Linked DNA regions of Homo sapiens: region 2 is linked to region 1. Evidence: read pairs that join two places in POLR2A ChIA-PET (ENCODE). Cell type or tissue: endothelial cell of umbilical vein. All regions are shown on one strand.

Region 1 (5,000 bases):
ACTTTTTCCATTCACTCCTCAAGAGAACACTAGATGGACCTAAGGAAAAAAGGTTTTCTTTCTTTTTTTTTTTTTTTTGGGAGACAGGGTCTCACTCTGTTGCCCAGGCTAGAGTGCAGTGACTCCATCACAGCTCACTACAGCCTCAAACTCCTGGGGTCAAGCAATCCTCCCGCATGAGCCTCCCAAAATATTGGGATTACAAGCATGAGCCATTGCACTCAGCCTATATCTGCTCTTAACAACCGGTATAGGACTTTCCCCAGCTTCCTGCATTATTACTTTAACAAAACTCACCCATTTTCCATTTAGCAGCTAGCTAAATAGAAAGACTTTGCTAGTTACTCACTTAGAAAGCAAGCTGAATTCACTACTAATCATGTCAAGCACCCAATCAGCAAACAGGGAAACATTATCCACCTGCCTTTCCCTCCCCCAGTTAATACCAACTGAGGCCAGGCATGGTGGCTCACGCCTGTAATCCCAGCACTTTGAGAGGCCGAGGCGGGTGGATCACCTGAGGTCAGGAGTTCGAGACCAGCTTGCCCAATATGGTGAAACCCCGTCTCTATTAAAAATACAAAAATTAGCCAGGCGTGGTAGCACATGCCTGTAGTCCCAGCTACTTGGGAGGCTGAGGCAGGAGAATTGCTTGAACCTGGGAGGCGAAGTCTGCAGTGAGCTGAGATCACACCACTGCACTCCAACCTGGGTGACAGAGTGAGACTTCATCTCAAAATAAATAAATAAATAAATAAAAATCAATTGAGAGCACAAAGTGGGTTACATATATATAAAACTAAGCAAACAGGACACAGACATTAGGTGAAAAAGATAATCTTAGTAAATGAACAATTCAGAAAAAAGTTTATACAAAGTTGAACATCACAAATACAGATTTTAGTTTCAGTGATTTAAATTCTCACATTCAAAAAATGTATTTCACTCTCAGAAACTGATTTTGGGAAGTTCAGGACTTATGATTCTATTCAAAAAATAATAAATTTAATTTCTAATCCTATAATACCAAGATTAAGTTTCTGAACATTAAAAACAAACTTATTTAATAGGCTGTTTTTGAAATGCAAGACAATAAACCTTCTAATAAAATTGTCACTGCTATTATTCTATTGTGTACAAAAGCAGTATATTGTAGGTCAGCTTTTAAGTTCCTTCAGAATTTCACAATGTTAACTAAAAAGAGGGGCTCTGGTCAAAAAAAGATTTAGAAACAATGGACTAAAAGTTCTGCAGGTTTCGTTTAACTAGTGATTGACTCATCTGGGGCTAGTAAATTAGTGATTCTCAACCCTGTTTGTATTTTTTAATTTCCTGAGAAGTTTTAAAATGCAGGCTATTTGAGCTCTGCCCAATTAAATCAAAATTTCTAATTTAAAAGCCAATGAAAGTATATTGAAGCACGTGATTCCTCTCACTTTGAGGCCAGCCTTTGACCACTCTCTGACAATAGAGAAAAATATTCAAATGTTAAAGGTACACTCTTTCACGTCTAGCATTTATAATTACCTTTCTGCAGTAACTCTCTATTTTAGTACTACTACTAAGACTTCAAAGAGAAATCTGACAAACAGTATCCCGTACCTGGTTCTGACTCCTGCTTCTGTAAAGGTGGGAAGAACCTCAGATATGTCATCTTGGTACTGTACTTCAGAGTCCTGGTCCGTCTCATCACATGGGCAAAGGAAAGCTTCAAGTGCTCAGTAACATTCTTTAGTTGGAAGTATTTGGTATTGAAGAAAAGGAGGGTGTTTAAAAGGACGATTGGTGAGTAAGCGCCCAGCTGTTTGCACTCCCACAAATGCTCTTCCTCAATGCGAGAGAACATGTAACCTAGACAGAAGAAGGGGTACAAGAAACAGTACTGAGCTCCTGCTAAAGTAGACTAAGTAATCTCTCAAATTCTAAGACAGGGAGATATAAAGAGAAAAACTGACTATTCCTCTTTCCCCTCTTCCTTATGCAGAAAACCAGAAAACGCACCACAAAGAAAAAGGCAGATGATTCCACTCAAGTAGACACCGTTCGTGGAGTCTCCTGAAACCGTTTTAATCTATTGATATTTTAGATTAGGGGTTAAGCTGTCTTTATAAAGGGCCAGAAAGTAAATATTTTGGGATGTGTAGGCCATATAGGCTCTGAACAACGCTGTTGCTGTAGAAACTAAGGAGCTGTAGAGAACACATAAACAGGCAGAGCTATATGCCAGTAAAATTTATTTATAGTCATATAATTTTCTTTTCTTTTTTTTGAGACAGGGTCTTACTCTGTCACCCAGGCTGGAGTGCAGTGGCACGATCAGGGCTCACTGCAGCCTCAAACTCCTGGGCTCAGGTGCTTCTCCCACCTCATCCTCCTGAGTAGCTGGGACTACAAGGCACCACCACCATGCCCAGCTAATTTTTTTTATTTTTTGTAGAGACAGAGTTTCACCTTGTTGCCCAGGCTGATCTTGAACTCCTGGGCTCAAGTGATCCTCCTGCCTCAGCCTTCCAAAGTCACACCTGGGACCACAGGTGTGAGCCACCACACCCAGCCATGAATTTAATATAATTTTCACATGATGAAATAGGAATTCTTAAAAAAATTTCCCCAACTATTTAAAAATGTAAAAACAATTTTTAGCTCATAGATTGCAAAACAGGGAGCAGGCCAGATTTGGCCCATGGACCATAGTTTGCAAACTCCTGTTGGAGATCATTAAGCTTACTGTTAAAGGTGCTCTGCAGCCCAACAGAAAGGTGCATATATTACTAAGCATAACATTGAACCTCTTCATTCACCTCAGCCTGAGACCTGGAGTGAATTATGGACTTGTCTGATGACATCTGGTCAAAGATAATTCAAGGACGAGGACTTAACTCTCTTAACAACAGTTCAGTATACATACAAACTACCAAAAAAGGTCCACTGTTAGCAGATATGATATGTGAAAGCTACACCAATGCTACCAGATCAAAAATGGTTTCTAAAAAGGTAAATGTAACTTCAAATTAGTTTATATTTTCTGCAATCAGTATCTATACATGTGCTATATGACTTGTACAGTTTTCCTAAAACAATCAACAATAAACCAAAGACCGTCTCCTCAGAAGTCCAAATATGGTATAAATCTGGACAGAAATAAAAATGAACAATTTTTTTAAAGATAACCAAAAAAGTTAAGCAATTTAAGAAAGCATATCATGAAAACAATAAAAAAAAAATCACCCTACCATTAGGAAGTATTGTAGGTTCCCATATTTTCAAGAGTTTGGTAAGTTCAATCATAAATCTGGAATAGGGCTCAGTAAAAATGTTATCTATTCTACCATTTTCAAACAGGTACTACAAGAAAAAAAAAAGAAAATATACATGTTGATAAAAAGAAAACATGAGTTCTTAAAAAATTATTGTAAGAAATACAGTTTACCCTTAATTTTTGCCCTTACAATATTATAAACCATGTTTAACCTCTCAGTACCTTAGAGATAGTTGTTAAAACACTAGAATTCAAGCTAAAGCTCCTGTTCTTATTAACACATTATCTTCAGCACTGACCTTGCAAGGTAAAGTTTTTGTACTTCGTTTTCAAACACGGATGGTACAGAAGAAGTATTATGAAGAACCCTTTACTTAGTTCCTAAAACTGACATACTAAAACTTGGTTCCAATGCACACGTTCCAAATCATGTTTTTCCTGATTCATAATGTGTATCTGCAGATGTGCTCTTTTGTTTTTTACCCTAGATACAAGATCATTTCTTGCAATCACACAGTTAGCTAATGTCAGTTGACCTGAGGAAACCCAAATTTAAAAACTATTTATTTGGAGCCTTCTAACTACAGCTCTCAACTCTGCCCCACAACCTAGCCCTCAAAAAAGTTCAAGTCTAATTATAGGACATTGAACTATGTTAATTATAACCATTAACAACCATATCATAGGCTAGAACAAAAAGAATACCTATAGTTTAAAAATGTATTGAGCCAGGAATGGTAATCCCAGTGCTTTGGGAGGCCAAGGTGAGAGGATCACTTGAGGTCAATAGTGCAAGACTAACCTGGGCAACACAGTGAGACCCATCTCTACAAAAAATTTAAAAACAAATAGCCAGGGGTGGTGGTGCATGCCTGTAGTCCTAACTGCTTGGGAGTCTGAGGCAGGAGGGTTGTTTGAACCTGGGAGTTTGAGACTGCAGCAAGCTATGATCATATCACTGCACTTCAGCCTGGGTAACAGAGCAAGACCCTGTCTCTTTTAAAAAGTACTGACGGCGCAGGTCAGATAAAATCAATTGAGACAGGGACACACCATGAGTAGTAACGGAATCCAAGGCAGCATGTAATTACGTGATAAAAGTATTTTGGTGTTTTTAAGGTTTAGTATTTTTAATTTATATTTCTGTGGCTATCTTGGTTTCTTGCATTTCTATGTATGATTTGGAGAAAATTATTTCCATTTAAATTTATTCTGGCTAACAAAAATTACCACTTCAATAGGCATTTTTATGAGGCCTCCTCAAAGGCAATTTATGAACTTATTGGCAGATTACAGTTTGTTGTTCAACAGTATTCCTCTTTTTCTTCTTTTAATATAGTCACTTTCAAGCTTAAAAATATATCTTCGTTATTGAAAAAGTTCAAAATAAAGAAAAAGTAGACTATTCAAACTCATTCAAACTCATCACACAAAGTCAACTACTATTCATATGCAAAAATATTTCCAATCTTTAAGAAATTCCATTATGCAGAAGTGAGTTTTGTACAGTTACAGAAATATATCAGTACATATAACGCAACATACATGTTTAAAAAAAGTCTCTTCCCCCTTAACCAGGAACAAGACAAGAATGCCTATCCTTGCCATTCTTCGTCAACACTGTACCGCGAATCCTAGCAGAGCAGCCAGGCAAGAAAAATAAATATAACGCATTCAAATAGGAAAGGAAGAAGTAAAATTATCTCTAGTTGCAGGTGACAGAATCCTATATATAGAAAAT
Region 2 (5,000 bases), 130 kb after region 1:
AAAACAAGCCACAAACTGGGGGGAATATTTTCAAAACATTAATAAAGGATGTGTATCCAAAATATATAAAGAACTCTCAAAACACAATATAAGAAGACATACAGTATTTATATGATCCAGTAATCCTACTCCTTTTACCCAAGAAAAATGAAAACATGTTTATATAAAAACCCATGAACAAGAAATGAAAATGTACTGCATCTTGATTATAGTGCTAATTTTACCACTATATGCATATGTCAAACCTTACAGAACTGTACAATGAAAGGATGAATTTTACTCTATATAAATTATACTGTAATAAACCTTATTTCAAAAATATTTATCACATGCCTGAACCAGTAATTTAATTTCTAGAGAACTAGAGCTACAGACAGAAACTACATATAATGCTATTTGGTTTAGCTTCTTTTTTAAAAATAACAGCTTTATTGAGATATAATTCAAATGCCACATAACTCATCAATTTAAATTGCACAATTCAATTGTGCTTAGTATATTCAGAGCAGTACAATCATTACCACAATCAATTCTAGAATATTTTCATCCAGCCAGGCATGGTGGCTCATTCCTATAATCCCAACACACTTTGGAAGGCCAAGGCAGGAAGATTGTTTGAGGCCAGGAGTTCAAGACCAGCCTGGGCAACATAGCAAGACCCCAATCTCTACAAAAAATGAAAAATGAGCCAGGCATGGTGGCATGCACCTCTAGTCCTAGCTATTGGAGAGGCAGGAGGATCCCTTGAGCTCAGGAGTTCAAAGCTGCAGTGAGCTATGATTGCACCACTGCACCCCAGCCTGGGTGACAGAGCCGGATCCCGTCTCTAAAAAAATAAAAACTAAGTAAGTAAATAAGATCAGGAAACAGAACTGTACATGTGATGTTAACCATGTAAAAACACATACCTGCAAAGAAATATCCTAGAAAGAAATATGCTAAGCATAAGTACAATTAGTAGTTATGGCTGAATAAAATATGATTTTTAAAAAGACAAGAAAACTGGAAAGTCAGTCCAGGAGAGATGGCTCACGCCTGTAATCCCAGCATTTTGGGAGGCCAAGGCGGGTGGATCACTTGAGGTCAGGAGTTCAAGGCCAGCCTGGCCAACATGGAGAAACCCTGTCTCTACTAAAAATACAAAAATTAGCTGGGCGTGGTAGTGCGCATCTGTAATCTCAGCTACTTCAGAGGCTGAGGTGGGAGAATCACTTGAGCCCGGAAGCCAGGGGCTGCAGTGAGTTGAGATCGCACCACCGCACTCCAGCCTAGGTGACAGAGTGAGACTCCATCTGAAAGAAAAGAAAAGAAAAGAAAAAAAAGAAAAGAAAGAAAACTGGCAAGTCAATCACTATGATATATTGTCATAATTTATATAAGTGAATGGTATGAAAAGCAGCTATTATACATAGAATACAACAATCTAAAAAGGTCTTTAGGATATATGGTAAAAGTATCTGGACCAGTGGTATTCAACCAGGGGCAATTTTGTTCCCCAGAAGATACTGGTAATGTCTGGAGATATTTTTAGTTACCACAACTAGTGGGGCAGTGCTATTGACATCTTAGTTGATAGTGGGTTAAGTATGCAGCTGAATATCCCACAATGCACAAGACAATACCCCACAACAAAGAATTACCTGGTCCATAATGCCAACAGTGCCAACGTTGAGAACCCCTGATTCAGACTACACTGTAGGTGTTAAGTAATCACCAATTTTTAAATCAGTGGAGTGATCTAAAGTAAGGAAATAATAGCTTCCTCCTTCATCCCGACCACTGTGTATTCTTTCCCCAGTTTTCCTATCTCAATTAATGGTGCCACCAACTATCTAGCACTAACCCTGCTACCTAGGGGTTAGTGGTCTTCTTTATTTCACTACATTTATCAACAAGTCCTATTGACTGTACCTCCAAAATATATCCCAACCAATTCTCATCATCTACACTCTACTCCAATGATTACTTTCATACCTGAATTATACCAATAGCTTCCTAACTGACCCTCTGTTTCCCATCTTGCTCCCTGAAGTTCATCTCATATACAGGAGCCAAAAGAATCTTTTTAAGAGATCATACTCTTTAGATCATACACAAAAACCAACATGCTCAGAGAATTATCTATTCTTCCTACTGCAATCACTATCATATTATCTTATGCTGTCCTGTTTTCTTCACTACCTAAAATTATTTTCTCTATTTCTTTTTTATTTTCTATCTTACCCCCACCACTAGCACAAAGCTTAACTTCCTTATTATTCTTTGTCCAGCACTTGGAACCACATCTGACACATGTCCTAAATATTTGTTCAATGAATGAATCTCTTCTGTACTAATGGTCTATTTGTTCTACTGGAGACAGAGTAACAATAAATCTGAGCAGGAAGGAGACTGAATCTCCTAAAGTGAACTGATATTCCCAATGTTAGTCAGCCAGGACACAAATTATAGGTCATGAAATAAGGTCTTTGGAAGAAAGGAAAAAAATAAGTTAATTCCCCCAGATTTCAACCTGCTTCTGAGTTTCAAAGAAAAGATGCCCTCTGCTCACCATGAGACAACTGAAAGCTCAGCAAGTAGATGCTGCCTATTTCTCCTAGATCAGCCACACATAATACATATATAAATACATACATATTTGTTCTGCAATTCCCTATTATACTAAGTTTTTAATAAAGTCTGTTTTGAAATAATCACAGCCTGGTCTCAGCTGTGCTGGGTGGAATTAGGCAAAGATTCTGTCACCACAGAGGGTGGGGTCACGAGCAGGGCCTCTACCAAAGCTAGCGTGATAGTAGCAAAGACATTCAGAAAGAAACTCTCCCACAAAGAAAAAGTAAATTTCTGATAGGAGTCAGAGCTGTAAGGCAAGCTGCCTTTCGCCACAGGAAAAAACTCTGACCAATAACCACCTTAGAGAACTGGAATAATAAGGGAGCCAACTTGTTACCTCAAAGATAAACATGTTTTCATTTTAGAAGAAAAATCTGTCTCCAATGTGTAAAAATGAATGGGGTAGAGGAAACAGTAAAGAAGGGAGTGCGAAAAGAAGAGTTGTAAAAGCAAGGAAAGTCAAAAGACAAAACATGCAAAATGAGTACCAGAACTAAGGTGGTGGCAGTAGAACATCAAAAATGTTTTTAAAATCATACCTGATGTAGTATTAACAAGACTTAGCAATTAAAACTAAACAGTAAGGGAAAGGGAAGAAACAAAAGATGACTCACAGATTTCTAACTTGGGTGACTAGAAGCCAGTAACTAATAGAGATAATATGTGAAGAATAACAGACTGGGGCTGCAGAGGGCTATGATCTTGCCACTGCATTCCATCCAGGGCAACATAGCAAGACTGTCTCTAAAATAAAAATAAAAATAGGCCGGGAGTGGGGGCTCACGTCTGTAATCCTAGCATTTTGGGAGGCCAAGGCTGGTAGACCGCGAGGTCAGGAGTTCGAGACCAGCCTGACCAACATGGTGAAACCCCATCTCTACTAAAAATACAAAAATTAGCCAGGCATGGTGGCGCATGCCTGTAATCCCAGCTACATGGGAGGCTAAGGCAGGAGAATCGCTTGAACCCGGGAGATGGAGGTTGCAGTGAGCCGAGATTGCGTCACTGCATTCCAGCCTGGGTGACAGAGCAAGACTCCGTCCCCCAAAAAATAAAATAAAATAAAAATAAAAATAAAATAAATAGGAAAAATAACAAGTTGAGAAGGGGAGGGCACTAGGTGTGTGAGCAAGTAATTGGCAGGGAAGAAGGAAGTAGGAGTTCAGTTGTAGACATAGTGAATTTGCAGTATTTGTATGACAGCAAAAACACAAGATTTTTAGTTTTAAAGACAAAAACAGAAGCGAAGAAGTAAAATGGAAATCACATAATGTACTTAATGGGTAGATCCTAAAACTACTACTATAAGCCAGTGGCTGATGCCTGTAATCCCAGCACTTTGGGAGGCCAAGGAAGGAGGATCACTTGAGGCCAGGAGTTCAAGGCCAGCCTGGGTAATATAGCAAGACCCCATCTCTTAAAAAATACTAAGTAAAAAAAAAAAAAAAATTAAGTAAAACCACTATTGTAGAAGAGATTGCTCAAGAAAATACAAGCTGAGGGAATAACACTTATTGAGCACGCAAAAAGAGCAATTCAAGAGGAGAACCATGAGAATGCCATCTCATAAAACAAGGAAAAAGTCGAGGAAGGAAGGGCAACAGAAATAAGAAAGGTCAAATAAAGATCTAAGAAAAGTCAAATAAAATAATCTCTGAAAAGCATCCATTAGATTTGGTGATTATTAGATCATTTCAGTGTTCCTAAAGAGAAGAATTTCAGTGCCAAAACAGAAAGATAAGCTAGGGCCAGGCAGGGTGGTTCACACCTATAATCTTTGGGAGGCAGAGGTGGAGGACTGCTTGAGCCCAGGAGTTCAAGACCAGCCTGGACAACATATGGAGACCCTGTCTCTACAAAAAAAAAAAAAAAAAAAAAAAAAAAAAAAAAAAAAATTATTTAAATAGCCAGGCACAAGGGTATTGTCTGTGGTCCTAGCTGCTCAGGTGGGTGAGGTGGGAGGATTGCTTGAGCCCAGGAGGTCAAGCCTTCAGTGAGCCGTGATCATGCCACTGCATTCCAACCTGGGCAACAGAGTACGATCCTGTCTCTTAAAAAAAAAAAAAAAAAAAATAGGCAGACAGAGGCAGGCAGGCTCAGGAGTGAATGGGAAATAAGCAACTTACACCATCTCATAAAGATTCTAACTTCAAAAAGCTTGTCTGAGTTCAGGCTGTGGTCTCCAGATAACATCTTCCACTGAAAGGTACTGAGGCGTCTTGCAAAACAAGTTAATTCCAGGTCTGAAGTAGCGTATGTATAGATGAGCCTGGTTCTATTTTTTTGGCGGACGGGGAGGAATCTTTCAAGGACTATTGGAGTTAAGTCAAAGGGATACAGGTGTTTCAGTATTTTTTTTTTCTTCTTGACTCTAATGTAAATGAAAT

Evidence for each region. ChIA-PET counts read pairs that join two places held together with the same protein. Peaks named below come from ENCODE experiments on the same cell type or tissue, not always from the same donor. Only the 100,000 strongest peaks of a DNase experiment are listed, where the experiment ranks them.
Region 2: POLR2A ChIA-PET joins it to region 1 with 6 read pairs; 3 of 35 experiments call an interaction of 5 or more read pairs at or near these places.

What each region holds. Positions count from the first base shown.
Region 1 is chr1:35,412,317-35,417,316 of GRCh38, reverse strand. It overlaps ZMYM4 (zinc finger MYM-type containing 4), which reads right to left. Exons shown (of 30, transcript NM_005095.3): 27 at 3,234-3,345; 28 at 1,603-1,851. Among named protein-coding and RNA genes, the nearest start is that of ZMYM4-AS1, 49 kb to the right of the region's middle. In endothelial cell of umbilical vein, no CTCF peak of the experiment used is centred here; no DNase peak of the experiment used is centred here.
Region 2 is chr1:35,286,281-35,291,280 of GRCh38, reverse strand. All of the region lies in intron 1 of ZMYM4 (zinc finger MYM-type containing 4), which reads right to left. Among named protein-coding and RNA genes, the nearest start is that of ZMYM4, 20 kb to the right of the region's middle. In endothelial cell of umbilical vein, no CTCF peak of the experiment used is centred here; DNase peaks (open chromatin) are centred at 2,290 and 3,120; H3K27ac peaks cover 2,272 bases.